3 separate regions of the Mus musculus genome follow, and regions 1 and 2 are each linked to region 3. A link is a loop called in an ENCODE intact Hi-C map of the cell type or tissue named here. Cell type or tissue: heart. All regions are shown on one strand.

Region 1 (5,000 bases), 230 kb before region 3:
CCACTTCTGAGGAATAACACTTAAGGCTGACTTCTGTGCACACACACACTGCCCAAGGAGATGTTAATTGGCTGTTATTGACAAGAGTGTGTTTGCTGCTTTGAGAATGTTAAGAATGATTCCTTGGTTTAGCAGTAAACACAGTAGACTTCAAATTATCAGGTATATTTTAATTTCCCTTACTATGGACACATGTAGATTGATTTAACTTCCTTACAGAAAATCCACTTATATATTTCACACATTTGACTTAAGCTTTTTTGGCATGTGTTTATTTGTTCTATATTCACCTTCTTCACTGACAAATTCATGCTTTTTGTGTATGGTGAATATTCAGTATTCTCGTTAGTTTTTTAAATTATTTTGGGTGTGTATGTTTTACCTGCGTGTATATATGTGTGCTGCATGTATGCAGTGCCCATGGAGGGCAGAAGAAAGCATCAGATCTATCAGAGTTTGAGTTGCAGACAGTTGTGAGCCTCCAGGTGGCTGCTGGGAACTGGACCTTGGTCCTCTGGAAGAGCAACCAATGCTCTCAATGGCTGAACATCTCTCCAGCTCCTACCATCTCTCTTTTTTTTTTTTTTTTTTTTGAGATCCGATAGACACATGATGATCTTTCCAGACCAGGAGTTTTAATTTGAGAAGAGAGGACTATAAAAGACAGAGAAAAGGAATTTCTTTAAAGATTATTTATTTTAAAGATTATTTATTTTGATGGTCATGGTGCCACATGGCTTTAATCTCAATACTCAGAAAACAGAGCAGGTGGGATCTCTGTTAAGGCTAGCTTGGTCTACACAGCAACTTCCAGTCTGCCTAGGGCTGTATAATGACAGACTGTCCAAAAAAAAAAAAAAAAGACTTTATTTTAAATCATGTAGGCATGAATTTTGGGTGGTATGTTCACATATGTGCAGTTGCCAGAAGTGCATGTCAGATTCCCTGGAACTGGACTTATAGGCTATTGTGAGATAAGGGCGCTGAAATCCAAAGTTGGAATCTCTGCAAGAGCATTCTGTGCTCTTAAATGTTGAGCCATCCTTTCAAGCCTGAGAAAGAAATCTATCAGTAACTTCCGGGGAGATTTTCCAAATTCACTGTGTGTTTCCCTCTTAGAGCAAAAGAAAACTTGGCTGAGGAAATTGGTGTTTTGAGAAGGTATCTGATCTAACCTGCCCCTCTGACCTGTTGCCCTAGCTGTTGTCTGTCCTCACAAGGCACTCCCTTCATCTCTGTGCTAGGTCCCTTTTGACATCCCAGCTCAACTGACAACCAGGGCTTGCATGAAAGCTCGTGGCCAGGAAGGGTGGACTGGGCTTTAGCTGCGGAGCCTGAGGTGCACTTTGGATGCAGGTTTAGCAGTAGCTGCCTCTTCCCTTGCCTGAGCAAACTTCAGTGACTGAGGCAGCCGGTGATGGAGGTGGACAGCAACAGCTCCTCTGGGAGCTTCATTCTGATGGGTGTCTCTGACCATCCCCATCTGGAGATCATCTTTTTTGCTGTCATCCTGGCCTCTTACTTGTTGACGCTGGTTGGGAACTTGACCATCATCCTGCTTTCGCGCCTTGATGCTCGGCTCCACACACCCATGTACTTCTTCCTCAGCAACCTCTCCTCTCTAGACCTTGCCTTTACTACCAGTTCAGTCCCTCAGATGCTGAAAAATTTATGGGGGCCAGACAAGACAATCAGCTATGGTGGGTGTGTAACTCAACTCTATGTTTTCCTTTGGCTGGGGGCTACTGAGTGCATACTGCTCGTGGTGATGGCATTTGATCGGTATGTGGCAGTTTGTCGGCCCCTGCACTACATGACCGTCATGAATCCTCGCCTCTGCTGGGGGCTGGCTGCTATTAGCTGGTTGGGTGGCTTAGGCAACTCCGTGATTCAGTCAACATTCACTCTCCAGCTCCCATTTTGCGGACACCGAAAAGTGGACAACTTCCTGTGTGAGGTACCCGCCATGATTAAATTGGCCTGTGGAGACACAAGTCTCAATGAGGCGGTGCTCAATGGTGTTTGTACCTTCTTCACTGTGGTCCCAGTAAGCGTCATCCTGGTCTCTTACTGCTTCATTGCTCAGGCAGTGATGAAGATCCGCTCTGTGGAGGGACGTCGAAAGGCTTTCAATACGTGTGTCTCCCACTTGGTGGTAGTGTTTCTCTTCTATGGCTCTGCGATCTATGGGTATCTGCTTCCAGCTAAGAGCAGTAATCAAAGCCAAGGAAAATTCATTTCTCTCTTCTACTCTGTGGTCACACCCATGGTGAATCCGCTCATCTATACTCTAAGAAACAAAGAAGTGAAGGGGGCCCTGGGAAGATTGCTGGGGAAAGGAAGAGGAGCCAGCTGAGGACAGCACAATCGTCTTCATTTCTTATTGCCTCTCCACCTTGCATTCTGTTTTCTTATGAGAAGTTCTGTCTTCAGTAAAGCCAATGCATATTCCTGACAATTCTACACATTTGGAAGATGGTTAGTGTTACTTGAGACATTCTTTGTTTATTTTCCAGAAATACGACTGTGGACCACAGGTAACAGGGCAGATATGTATCGTTGTAGGTCCAGAGACTATTGACCTACAACAGATCCATTTCAGTGTCCCTGACTCTGAGGTCCACATTATGTGTTATAGCATAATTCTGATGAATTTTTTTTACTTCCTAAGGAAAGAAACGTGAAGTTTCTTGTATAATTTTCTGTAATTCCATGAATTGACACCACACGTTATCAACTTCAGATGAAAATAGAATTCATCTTGGTATCTTAGCCATCCACCATCGTGTTCCGGTTCTCTGTCTCTTCTTAGTACTACATACAGGCTAACTATTCATGCTTCCCATCTCCTTCTCACCTGATTATCCTTTTCTGTATGTCTGCATCCAAATTTACCTTCTATCCAATGTGATAATTAATAAGAAAAGATAGGCAAGACCATTTGCCTTTCAATACTAGCCTAAAATGTCTCCATCTGGCTTTGTTTAAATCATTGCAGCTGACAGCCAGAGCCATCGGGTTTGCTATGAGTCAGTGGACTATGGGATATGCTATGGTTCCTTAAGCAAGTTTAGGAGGGTAGTCTGTCCATTAAGCATGTCCTCTGTTTCAAGTTTTAATCTTCCAGCACTACTGTCCCAGAAATCCAGCAACTGGTTTAGAACAAAACTTATCTCAAGAAACTTGTGTGTTGGAACAATAACACCTATATTGTATGTAGTACAAGCAATTTAAGCTTATCCCTGACTAGCTCACAAATAAATGGGACTCAGACTTTGGTTATTTTTAATCTATTTTTCTAACTGCTGGCCTGGCTACCTCCCCAGCAATGTACCCCAGATACTTGCTCTTTCTCCTGGCCATGTACTCATGGTCTATCGCCCCTCGTGGTGGCTTCCTCTTCTCTCGCGTACTTCCTCCTCTGTCCTTACCTTAGTATATACTTCAAATTTACTTATAAGCTCTTGTAAATTTTCTTCTGAGACTCCTCTCCAATTTTTATTATTTTCCTTTTCTTGTATCTTCAAGTATTTCTTTTATTTTCTTAAATGACTTTGCTCATTGCTAGAATGGCAAAACAAAACAAAACAAAAAAACCGCTCATCCGCCACCACAGTTTACACACCCTATGCCTAGACAGAAGCTATATTAATATGGGACAATTGTTTAGCAGCTACATTATTAGAAAAGAGAAAATTAATAGGTTTTAGAAGTAGTTTCAAAGGATCTGCCGCTTTGCTTCCATTTCTGTTATTGTATTTGCCTGCCTATTACAAAGTATATGCTGGATAAGTGCTAGTGAATGAAATTATATTAAGTGTTATGGATCACCTTCTTATGGTAAGAACTAAATGCTCCATGCAGACCATTTTCACATTTGCTGGTTTGGGTTATCTCGTCCCTTGAATAGAATGGAACGAGCACAGATACATTTTCCCTTCCAAATTTTCATAATTCCCCTTTAAAAATCTAACAACACTATCCTAGCCTGAATTTGTTTCTCCAGTTCAGATCAAAGCCACAACTTAGTTTTCCAATCGTGTCCATAGCAATAGTTTCCAGGATGAGCCATCATCCTGGATCTCATCAAAGTGTATCATCTTGAAGGCACAAAATACCAGTCAGCACACTCGATCAGGTCAGGTCAGATCAGGTCAGCTTCTCAAAGACAAGCTATGGCACCCAAGTTCCTACAGTTATCTGGGAGCAGAGTGTGGCTGACTTGTGGGAGTCGTAATTACAAGGAGACAGGGCAGTCATGTCCTCTGTTCAATTCATTTGAGTTTTGAAATAACTACAAGAAATGCAGGGAGAAATAGAATTATTCTTTAAACACTTTGGAGTTCGGCAGAACTTCCTTCTGGAAAGTAAAGAACACCGTAAAACTGACTAGGAGTTAGGGGAGTGGAAAACCACAGAGGAAGGGGAGAAAAACTTCACCAGTTATAAGGGGAAGTAAGGGCATCATGGGTCTCTGCTGCAAGGAATCCCTAATGATTTTGTACTTTTTGCTGTTTTGAGACTCACACTGTAGGTCAAGATGGCCTTCAGCTCATGGCTATCCTCCTGCCTGAGATTCAAAGTGCAGGAATTAGAAGTTCTCCCTTTAAAACGAAGGGATGAATATGATCACGTCTTAATGGCCACAGTATGAAATTATCAACAATGGAGGCTGGAGAGCTAAAAAGCTGTTCTTCCAGAGGTCCCGGGTTTGATTCCCAGCACCCACGTGGTGGGTCACAACTGTCTTTAACTCCAGTCCCAGGGAATGCAGTGCCTTCTTCTGTCCTCCAAAGGCACCAGGCATGCAGACAAAACACCCAAATACATAAAAAGTAGTTAATTAAATTAAAAAAGAAATTCTCAAGAAAAAATATTATAAAAAATAAAATATGCCTTTAATCCCAGCACTCGGGAGGCAGAAGCAGAAGGATTTCTGAGTTCGAAGCCAGCCTGGTCTACAAAGTAAGTTCCAGGACAGCCAGGGCTACACAGAGAAA
Region 2 (5,000 bases), 490 kb after region 3:
AGATTCGGCCACTGGTCAATCGCGATTTAGTAGCGAGTGGATCTGGGGCAACCTAGGTAGGATCAAGCTCACTAAGGGGTATCTCAAGAGAGACCTCCGACCACCCACCCGACCAGGAGATTCAACGCTTTGCATTTATGACTGAGGAACAGAAGTGGGACAGCAAAGTTTGCAGACCCATATGCAACAGGAAGTAGACTAGAGCCCTGAAGCAACCTAAGACGCACCCTCATCAAAAGGCCTCCCCACCTGGCCTGCTTAGCCCACCTAGTTGGTTACGGCCGAGCTTTGTGCAAGTAAAGCGTGGCCCCGAAGCGCCTACAAGTCCCACAATGCAGCACCGACCCGGCATAGAGAACTACAGCTCCCGTGAGGTCGTGCGCGCAGAGGCCCGCCTACTCCAAGAGGGCTGCAGAGTCACGTCCAGGCCTCGCTAGTAAACAGCACCCGAGCGCGGGCGGAGAACGTGCGACTAGTGACTGCCAACGTGTGGGGGACCGCAACTTCCCTGCTTGAAGCATGGCCACTAAAGGTCCACGTACGCCTCGCAACCTCGAGCGAGCACGCCCCCAACCCTGCTGCAGCCCTGTTCTCTGCAAACGTTCACACCACCCGGCTCCCCGCCCCCCCTCCCCGCAGCCTGGAACCGCGGCATGGCAGCATTGTAGCTGTCCTCTCGCACACTCCGGGCCCCCCCCAAAACGACCTCCTTAGAAGAGGGTTCCCAGAAAGCGCGAGTAAGCAAGGAAAAGGAAGGAAGCCAAAGCTGGCGGGGGGAGGAGGAAGCGCTGGGTGAAAGCCACCAGCAGCAAGCATGGCCGGGACTGCTGCAGCACCACGTGGGTCTGTTTGCAATTTACAAACGTCGCGACTCGCCCGCCTGCAGCGGACAAAAGTGGACAGAACCTCTCGGGGTCCCCACGTTCCAAGGGAAGAGGGTCCCTAGGCAACGCAAGCAGGGTTCCAGAGACTGCAGCGGACCCAGTAGCTAAGAAAGGCGAGCGAGCTCGGAGGCGCGAGCCATGCGTGCGCACACGCGCACCCGCCCGGGCGGGCTGGCCGGGGGCTGCAATGGGAAGAAGGGGTTGGGGGGAGGAGCAGTACACACCTACAGAGCCCTCCTATCACTTCTTTCTCTGTTTTCCTGAAATGTTGCAAAGAGGGCACCTTCTGAGTGGGCACCATGAAATACTCCATAGCGATAGGCCCCCCTCCTGTGCACGAGCCAGGTCTCGCGGTCAGCCGGAGAATGCAAGATGGAAATCCGAATCAAAGGGCAGCGCCGGACGGAGGTGCAGAATCGGCCGGTCCCAGATGCTGGCGGCAGCAGCAGCAGCGGCGAGGGGAGGGAGGCGGGCGGGAGGGGCGGGCGGGAGGTCTCTCCAGCCTGCCTCCCCGGGCGTGTGTATGTGTGTGTGTGTGTGTGTGTGTGTGTGTGTGTGTGTTTGCAGCTGATCAGATGTCTGTTTCAAGGCGGGAAACAGCTGGTGAAAACTCAGCACTCCCCGGCCTCCTTCCGCGGAGTAAGGAATTGCATGTAAACAAAGGACTATTTGCAGCGCCCCCCCCAGGGCGACTGGATGCTGGGGCGAGAAGGGCGCAAGCTCCTTGGGACCGACTACTACATGGGTCTGCAGACTTAACCCTGGGATCAGGAATCAGGGGTCGACAGCTGGCTGTGGGGGGACACGATGTGAATGGAGTGAACAGCGGCCCAGCTACATGCGCCACTATGGGTGATGAGGTCCATCAGCTGACAGGTTGGCAAGCGTAGCTAAAAAGAAAAAAAAAAAAAAAAAAAAAAAAAAAAAGGCCAGCCCCACCGCACGGGATCCCAGTCTGTGCAGTCCAGGGTCCGGTGAGGACTGCCCAGTGCGGGGTCTTTGCGCACCGCTATCCTGGAGGACGCGCTGGGCGGGGCTGCAGCAGCAAAGGGAAGGCTCTTTTGGGTGTGTGCTTCAGGCTTTTGCATTTTCATAATTGCCACTGCACGGAGCGGAGCAGAGCCACTCTGGCGCGCTCCCTTTCGAGCCGACCCGGGCCCCCTGGAAACTTGCGTCATAGCCACTGTTTCCCACAAGTAACTTGGGGCTGACTCTGACCACCCGCCAGCCTCCTCCCTCCGTCTTTACCCAGGTGGCTGCCTGGCCCAAACTCTGACTGGTGCTAGGAAATTAGATTGCGAAGGGTACAGGCAGGTGCGCAAGGTACCTCGGATGTTTGGGGCTGCCATAGGAAGAGAGAGCAAGTGGGAAGGAAGGGAAGGGCGGAGGCAAGCCAGAACAGCAGCGGCCCTGAGGCAGGCTGCCAGCGCGGTCCGAATATCCATTAGAGGTCTGGTGGTGGCTGCCAGGTCCTGTCTTGCCTCTTTCACTACCTTACTTTCCGACTTCGCGCGCAGCGGGCTGCAGCTTCTCATTCATGGGGAAGGCGGGATAAAACTTGCTCCACCGCCAGAGGGCGCGCTCTACAATGGGGGGGGAGTGGTGGTCTGGGGCAAGGGAGGGGACGTTTTAGGGGTGAGCTTCCGTCCTCTGACACGCCCCCACCTTCCGGTCCCGGCCCTCCCCAGACTCCTGGAGGGCTTGGCCCCAGGCTCAGGAAGCCCACGCCTGCCTCGGAATGTCCTCGCTCCAGCTCAGCGCCTTTCCCAGACCCATTCGCTGCCTTCCAAGGTTCCACCCAAATCGAGCCTCTTAGTTGAAATACTTCTATTTATAACAATTGTTGGGTATTATTAGAAAACATTGTTCAATATTACCAACCTGATCTCTAACTGTAGATGCCAGATCAATTAGCATCTAATCCCAGGGACACGTAACTTGAAAAGCAGCACTTCCTAGCCGGCTGGGCTGTGCAGTTGCACACCTGTAATCCAGAATTCTAGCGCTTGGAGATCGAAGATACGATCGTGCCTCTAAAAAAGACAAAGAAGCAAGGCGGTGGTAGCGCATGCCTTTAATCCCAGCACTTGGGAGGCAGAGGCAGGTGGATTACTGAGTTCGAGGCCAGCCTGGTCTACAAAGTGAGTTCCAGGACAGCCAGGGCTATACAGAGAAACCCTGTCTCGGGGAAAAAAAAAAAAAAAAAAAAGACAAAGAAATGGGAGAAGAAAAAATCAGGAAGGCAGGTGAAATGGCTTTATAGGTAAAGATGTTGGCCTGCAAGCCTGATGACCTGGTTTTTATTCCCAGAATCCCCGTGGTATAAAGAGAGAACCAGCTTCCACAAATTCTCTCCTGACCTTGGCATGTGCACTTTAGCATACATACATACATACTTAGAAATTAATTTTTAAAAGTTTAAAGGAAGTAAAGAATATGAAAAAAGGCAATTTCACCCCACCTCCACCCCCAGACTGGGTTTCACTATATAGCCCTGACTGTCACAGAACTCACTGAGATTCCTCCCCCCACCCCCTGCTTCCTCTGGAATTAAAGGAGCCACCACTGCACAGATGTGTGTATGTGTGTGTATGATTGTTTCACCTGTGGGTGTCTCTGTACATCAGGTATAAACCTGGTGCTCTCTAAGGCATCTGAAGAGGGCATCTGATCCCCTAGGACTGGAGTTAAAGATGGTTGTGAGCACCATGTTGGTGCTGGAAATTGAACCCAGCTCCTCTGGAAGAGCAGCCAGTGCTGGATGCTGAACCATCTCTGCAGCCCTTGGTTTTTGTTTTTTGAGATAAGAGTCTCCTGTACCCCAGGCTGGCCTCAAACACCTCCTCCCAAGTGCTGGGGTATTAGGTGTGTACCACCAGAGATTTTTAAATCCTACCACACACAGCCTCACACAGCTTTTTTAAAAAGATTTATTTATTGATTATATGTAAGTACACTGTAGCTATCTTAAGACACTCCAGAAAAGGGAGTCAGATCTCGTTAAGGATGGCTGTGAGCCACCATGTGGTTTGCTGGGATTTGAACTCTGGACCTTCGGAAGAGCAGTCTGGTGTTCCTATCCACTGAGCCATCTCACTAGCCCCCCTCACACAGCTTTATAATAGGGTCTTGCGTGCGCCCAACTGGCCAGGAAGAACGACGCTGCAACAGGATCCTTCCACACATGTTTATTGGGAGAGCTTGATTGCAGAGGCAAAGTGACCCCAAGCCCAGAACTGGTGCTGCTTATATAGGCCTAGGAGAGGCGTTCTCTCTCATCTGATTGGTTAACTTTGGTTAATTCTCAAAACCTCATCTTGGCAAAAGAACCTTTACTGCCTATGTATGTGTGGTGGCCAGCAGTAGCCAACTGCCACTCTGCAACTGCCACTCTACAATGGCTTCCCACAATCGGGGTCTTATTTAGACGTTTATGTACCCCTCTGAGCATTACCCCTGTGGTTATCCTTGATTAGCTGTGACCTTAACCTGATCCAGAGTACAGAGTGTGAGTGTCTTTGGCCCCTTCCTTCCAAAAGAGATGACATGATACAGGGAAGGGATGTGGCAGACCCACGAGGACTCTCATTCTTGAAGTACTTTGAAATGTTGACATTTAAAACCTCACATCCAAAGAGAGATGGCTGGGCAGTTAAGAACACTTGCTGGCTTGCCAAAGGACCAGAGTTCTATTCCCAGCATCTTTATCAGCTGGCTCATAGTCACCTGTAATTCCACCTGGAGGAAATTTAATGCCCCCTTCTGGCTGCCTCTGGTGCCACACACATGTGCAGACACACATGTATACAGGCACGCACATATACATGCAGATACACAAGTGCTCAGACACACATGATTAAAAATAATGCCAGCAGCAGTGATGGCTCACAGTTTGAATCTCACATCCTAGAGGCAGAACTCGACAAAGTTCTATGAGTTTTCAGACAGCTTGATCTAATAACAAGTTCCAGGCCAGGCAACATTTCTTAGTGAGCCTTTGTCTCAAAAGGGGAGTGTGTGTGCTGGAGAAACGGCCAGTGGTTAAGAGCGATGGCTGCTCTTCCAGAGGAACCAGGTTGGATTGTGGACACCCACATAGCAGCTCACAACCACCTC
Region 3 (5,000 bases):
GCTTCACCAATAACCTCTCATAGGCTCTCTTCATGGTGCCAAGCCTCAACTCCTTTGCATGATCCCTTCAGTCCTGGGCCATCAATTGCAACTGAGGCCGCATCTTCACCAATGGCCTTCCATGCCCTCTCACAGTGCCAAGCCTCAGCTGCTCTGAGTGACCCCTTCATGCCTTCAAAACCAGTACCACCTGGGTAACTCTTACACATTACCAACTCCAGCCACAGCACAAGGTACAACCTTGGCTATCTCTGGAACACAGCCTCTGTGCTCTCAAAAAACACTTCCCAGAAGATGTCACCTCAATGATGCTGGTCTTGTCTTAATCACCACTAATTTCTTAGCTCCAGCTAACCAGCATCAATAGTCCCAGTAATGCAAAGGTTTTGCTTTAGTAGTTCTGGTATCTTGTTAATCACAGCTGATTCTTCAGCCCCAGCTAACCAGAACCACAGAATCTTCACAATCAAACTAGCAATGGCCCCGAAAAAAAGTCTTTAATCTTCCCTTTGAAATTTCACAAGCCAGGCCTCCATGTTCTGCACTGTTCTCAACATTATCTTCCAAGCTCCTTCACAACATTCGACAGAGCTCTTAACACCAAATGGATCTTCTGGCCCAAAGTTCCAAAGTCCTTCCACAGTCCTCCCCAAAACATGGTCAGGCTGTCACAGGAATACCCCACTATGCTGGTACCAATTTGTCTTAGTCAGGGTTTCTATTCCTGCACAAACATCATGACCAAGAAGCAAGCTGGGGAGGAAAGGGTTTATTTGGCTTACACTTCCACATTGCTGTTCATCACCAAAGGAAGTCAGGACTGGAACTCAAACAGGTCAGGAAGCAGGAGCTGATGCAGAAGCCATGGAGGGATGTTCTTTACTGGCTTGCTTCCCCTGGCTTGCTCTTATAGAACCCAAGACTACCAGCCCAGGGATGGTCCCACCCACAAGGGGACCTCCCCTCTTGATTACGAATTGAGAAAATGCCCCACAGCTGGATCTCATGGAGGCATTTTCCCAACTGAAGCTCCTTTCTCTGTGATAACCCCAGCCTGTGTCAAGTTGACACATAAAACCAGCCAGTACAACCACAAATATTGAAGAACATTGTCAAATTTCCAGAAGACATAAAAGGCATATCATCTGTCACTCAGGATGCAAGCATAGGGACATGGAAGCAGCATACCTCTCTCTCCCACAACAGTTAGAAGACATACAGTAGTCCCTGCTATCCTCACCATAAACACACTTGGTGAATATGATATCAGTTAATTGGGTTTCCAGTGTGATTTTAAAAATGTTTCGAAGCCGACTGAAATGTGCAGAAAATGTGACTTTTACTGCATGTTACAAAGCTGACCTCCACTAGGACTGCACATTTTGGCAAATCTATTCATCAGACTCAGTTATGAAGGCTGAAACTGTCCTGGGTATAGACTGAGGTCAAGCATACTAATACACTGCCAGTGAGCCGGGGCCCTCAAACCTGGAGGAAGGAAAGGGAGAAGAGTTAAGACCAGCATCATTACCCTTTAAGTGAAGATACCATGAGATCCCTTGTACATGTAGACCAGAAACAAAAGTGAACACACAAGTGTGTGCCCCTGTGTGAGTACATTCTACGTCCACATGTATTTTCTAACCCTGCCTATAATATATACTATTATATATATGTACACACACACACACACACACTATCAATGTCAATGCTATATATATGCATCAGTAGTCCCAGGGTGACTGATAACACCCTGAGAGCACCAAGCACCATTAGGTAGTCACTAATGGTAGTAGTCACTCCTGACAGGCCCTTTCTCAAGAACACACTGGCCCTGGGCAAACTGGAATTATTCTGCATCCCCCAATGAAGGAACAAGTGCTCTGTGGAGGGCAGAGGTGAGCCCTGAAGAACTCAGAAATGAAGTTATTTTTAGTAGTAGAACCTGGGATGATTTGAGCCAAAATGTTAGCAGTAACTGACTACAGACTTCAGTCTAGAATGTATTAATCCATACTTTAATGTACGGCTTCTTCTTTCAGGGAAACTGCCATGGAATGATAAAAAAAGCAAACAGATAAATCTCATTCAGACAGAAATTACTGACAGATGTCAGCAAACAACTATACAATATTAGTGTTACCTAAAAAAACATTTGCTGACTTCAAAGAGAAAGTCAGTAATTTTACCATTGGGGGGAAAAAGCAGACAGATCTCCTTTGGGTAGTGCTTACCACAAGCCTGATAACCTGACTTAGATCCCTGCAACCTGCAAATTGCCAAAAAACTGATCTCTCAAGAGTCATCTTCTGACCTCTGTACACACAATAATAAATAATTTGAATGGTGCATAGTTGTAATACTAGCACTTGAAGAACTAAGGCAGGAAGACCAGTCTGAATTAAATTTTGGGAGACAGTCTCAAAATAGAAGAACAAAACCAAAACAACAACAAAAACCAAGCTCTCTCTGTTTACAAATTGTGGATGAGATATGAGCTCTCAGCTGCCTCTCGGCACCATGGCTGCCTGTCACCAAGCTCCTTACCATGATTGCTATGGACCTGTAACTGAGCCTATCCTCTCTATGAAGGGAGCCAGGGACAGATGAGCAAACTTCCTGCTGCTGGTGTGTGTGCCGTGGGGATGGCCAGTTAAGACAAACCAGAACTAAGACAAAGGTCTAGCCACCAGTGCTACTTCAACAGCAAAAGTCACAATACAGTAGAAGAGATGGGGTGTGCTTTATTTTGAAGATAAAAGCAGAAGACACAGTAAACAATACGGATGAGACGAAAAATTCTGCCATGGCAAGCCCAGCTGCAAAGGAGTGTGCAGACACACAGGCTGCATTGCATGATTCTCCGGTGTCGCCCAACCTTCCCCCTCCCCCCTTCCCTTCTCCCTCTTGCTCTGGCCCACTTGCTCCAGCCCATAGGTTTTTCATTTGTGAGCCACCATGTGGTTGACCTCTGGAAGAGCAGTCAGTGCTCTTAACTGCTGAGCCATTTCACCAGCCTCTTCTCCCGTATATTTGTAAAATATATCCATCAAAAAAGGTGGTGCATACCTTTAATCTCAGCGCAGAGGCAGAGAGGCAGAGGTAGGTGGATCTGAGTTCAAGGCCAGCCTGGTCTACAGAGTGAGTTCCAGGACATCCAGAGCTACACAGAGAAACCCTGTCTAAAAACAACAAACCAAAACAAACCAAACAAAAAAATCTTTGGAAAACAAAGGGGGGGGGGGCAGAACCAGATACCAGATTTGATTCCAGGTTAGCTTAACTGTCTAAAGAATAAACCAACAACTTAATATATGTGCCTGAATCAGACACTAAACACACCATCTGCATAGTATCAGTCTTCACGTTTCCCCCACACCCTAAATGAAAAGCCACAAAAACCTCAACGGCAGGCAGGCCACAGTCTCTTGTTAAAGTGCTGGGTGGCTTGGGACTTACACAGTAGCACTGATAATGTGACTGTGATATTGCAGACATGCATGTGTACACACACACACACACACACACCTAGTGCCCATGTTCCCCCCTAGCCACAACCACATCCCTTTTCCACAGGAACTGTTAAGAGTTGGCTCAGGGCCTCCCGTGTTGTCCTCCCAAGCCTGTCCTGTCCACTATTCACAGTAGCCTCTCCCATTCACCACTCACTCTCCTATCTATACGGCTCATTCCAGTGCTGGTTTAGGGCATTCCTTAATAAACTTGTTAAGATATAATTAACTTTACTGAATTACAACAGAGACAAGCTTTTCATCTCATAAGCCAATGCATCTATTACAAAAGCAGATTTTTCTCCAGCCTGAGACTGGTTCTGGGCACCCTGCAGAAGCTTCTTAGTTGAGCTTTCAAGAGGAGGAAAAAAAATCACCCGGAACCACTCAAGCGAGCAAGGGGTGAAAACACATGAGCTGTGAACTTCTACTTCAAAAAGATCACCCACCTTCCCTACAGATCTGTAACTGTCCGTACTAGAGCTCTGCTCATAATGGTAACTCACAGGCAAGCAGTGTTCTAAGTTGTGAGATATGCTGGCTGTTTTTCTGCAATTCTTGTTGGGTTTCAGTCCCTGGCACAAGAGACTGAGGTACATATTTTACACACTAAAGCAGACCTGGCCTCTAGATTCTCTCAGTATCTCACTCCCTACCTGGCATACCCTGCCCCTAATCCTAAACTTTCCAGCCCAGGGGCTGGGCTGCCCTTCCTCTAGACGTTCCTTCTTATATAATCTAGACATTTTGATGTGTGTCTCGCTCTGTCTCTTTCTCTGCCCCCTACACACACACACACCCCTTCCCAAGGCAACTTTCCTGGCCTTGGTCCTTGGGGTCAGTGAACTCGAGAGAGCAGCTTCCCAATAGACCTGCCTTTACTATAATCTAATCTGGTTTATCTCACTGGCTGTGGAGATATAACCTATCAATTACAAATGTCAGACCATCTCCAATTTACAGAAGACACAGGTGAGAGCTAGTTACATGGAGTGCCACTTCCTGTCTGGCCTTCTAGTTGTATCCTACCTTGACAAGTTTATTATAGATGGCAAGCATGAACTTAGGAGCATCAGCAAAGACAGAAATCAGGGAAGCTCTGGAGAAACAATGAGTCAAACAACCAATTGACCAATCAACCAACAGCACGGGGTTCTTGATAGCTGATACTTCCCAGAAGGAACACAAGGAAGCAGGCTGAAATCTTTAATGAAGTGGCAATCTCTCCAATAGGAAATGGATACTATGTATGTATTTTCTCCACCTAAGACCCAGGGAGAATTAGTGCCACCACAGCAGCAGGCAAAGTCGGTGAAAAGGAGCACCAATGTTGCAAATAAAAAACTTGAGCTAGACTCCAGAGTCAACTTTGGGAACAGACTGAGCAAACCAGCCAAGGTTGAGAAGGTGTTTGCAGAACATGATGCAAAGATACACAAGAAATCAGAGAAGATACGGATCCACTGTTAAGTAAAACCAGCTTCTCTG

Evidence for each region. A loop is a pair of places that touch in the nucleus more often than their neighbours do. Peaks named below come from ENCODE experiments on the same cell type or tissue, not always from the same donor. Only the 100,000 strongest peaks of a DNase experiment are listed, where the experiment ranks them.
Region 1: a loop joins it to region 3, with 2.2 times the contacts of the local background. A loop is called at or near these places in 5 of 42 quality-filtered maps.
Region 2: it touches region 3 in a loop (2.7-fold over the local background); 3 of 42 quality-filtered maps call a loop at or near these places.

The regions. Positions count from the first base shown.
Region 1 is chr16:3,837,558-3,842,557 of GRCm38, forward strand. It overlaps Olfr15 (olfactory receptor 15), which reads left to right and starts at 1,418. Exons shown (of 1, transcript NM_008762.2): 1 at 1,418-2,356. The coding sequence starts at 1,418. The coding sequence ends at 2,356. In heart, a CTCF peak has its summit at 2,150; no DNase peak of the experiment used is centred here; H3K27me3 peaks cover 1,191 bases.
Region 2 is chr16:4,558,320-4,563,319 of GRCm38, forward strand. It overlaps Tfap4 (transcription factor AP4), which reads right to left and starts at 1,401. Exons shown (of 7, transcript NM_031182.2): 1 at 1,109-1,401. The coding sequence starts at 1,197. In heart, CTCF peaks have their summits at 1,555, 2,432 (motif pointing right) and 2,655; DNase peaks (open chromatin) are centred at 372, 1,552, 2,042, 2,302 and 1 weaker place; H3K4me3 peaks cover 2,871 bases; H3K27ac peaks cover 2,768 bases.
Region 3 is chr16:4,071,589-4,076,588 of GRCm38, forward strand. All of the region lies in intron 1 of Trap1 (TNF receptor-associated protein 1), which reads right to left. Among named protein-coding and RNA genes, the nearest start is that of Trap1, 3.7 kb to the right of the region's middle. In heart, a CTCF peak has its summit at 2,988; no DNase peak of the experiment used is centred here.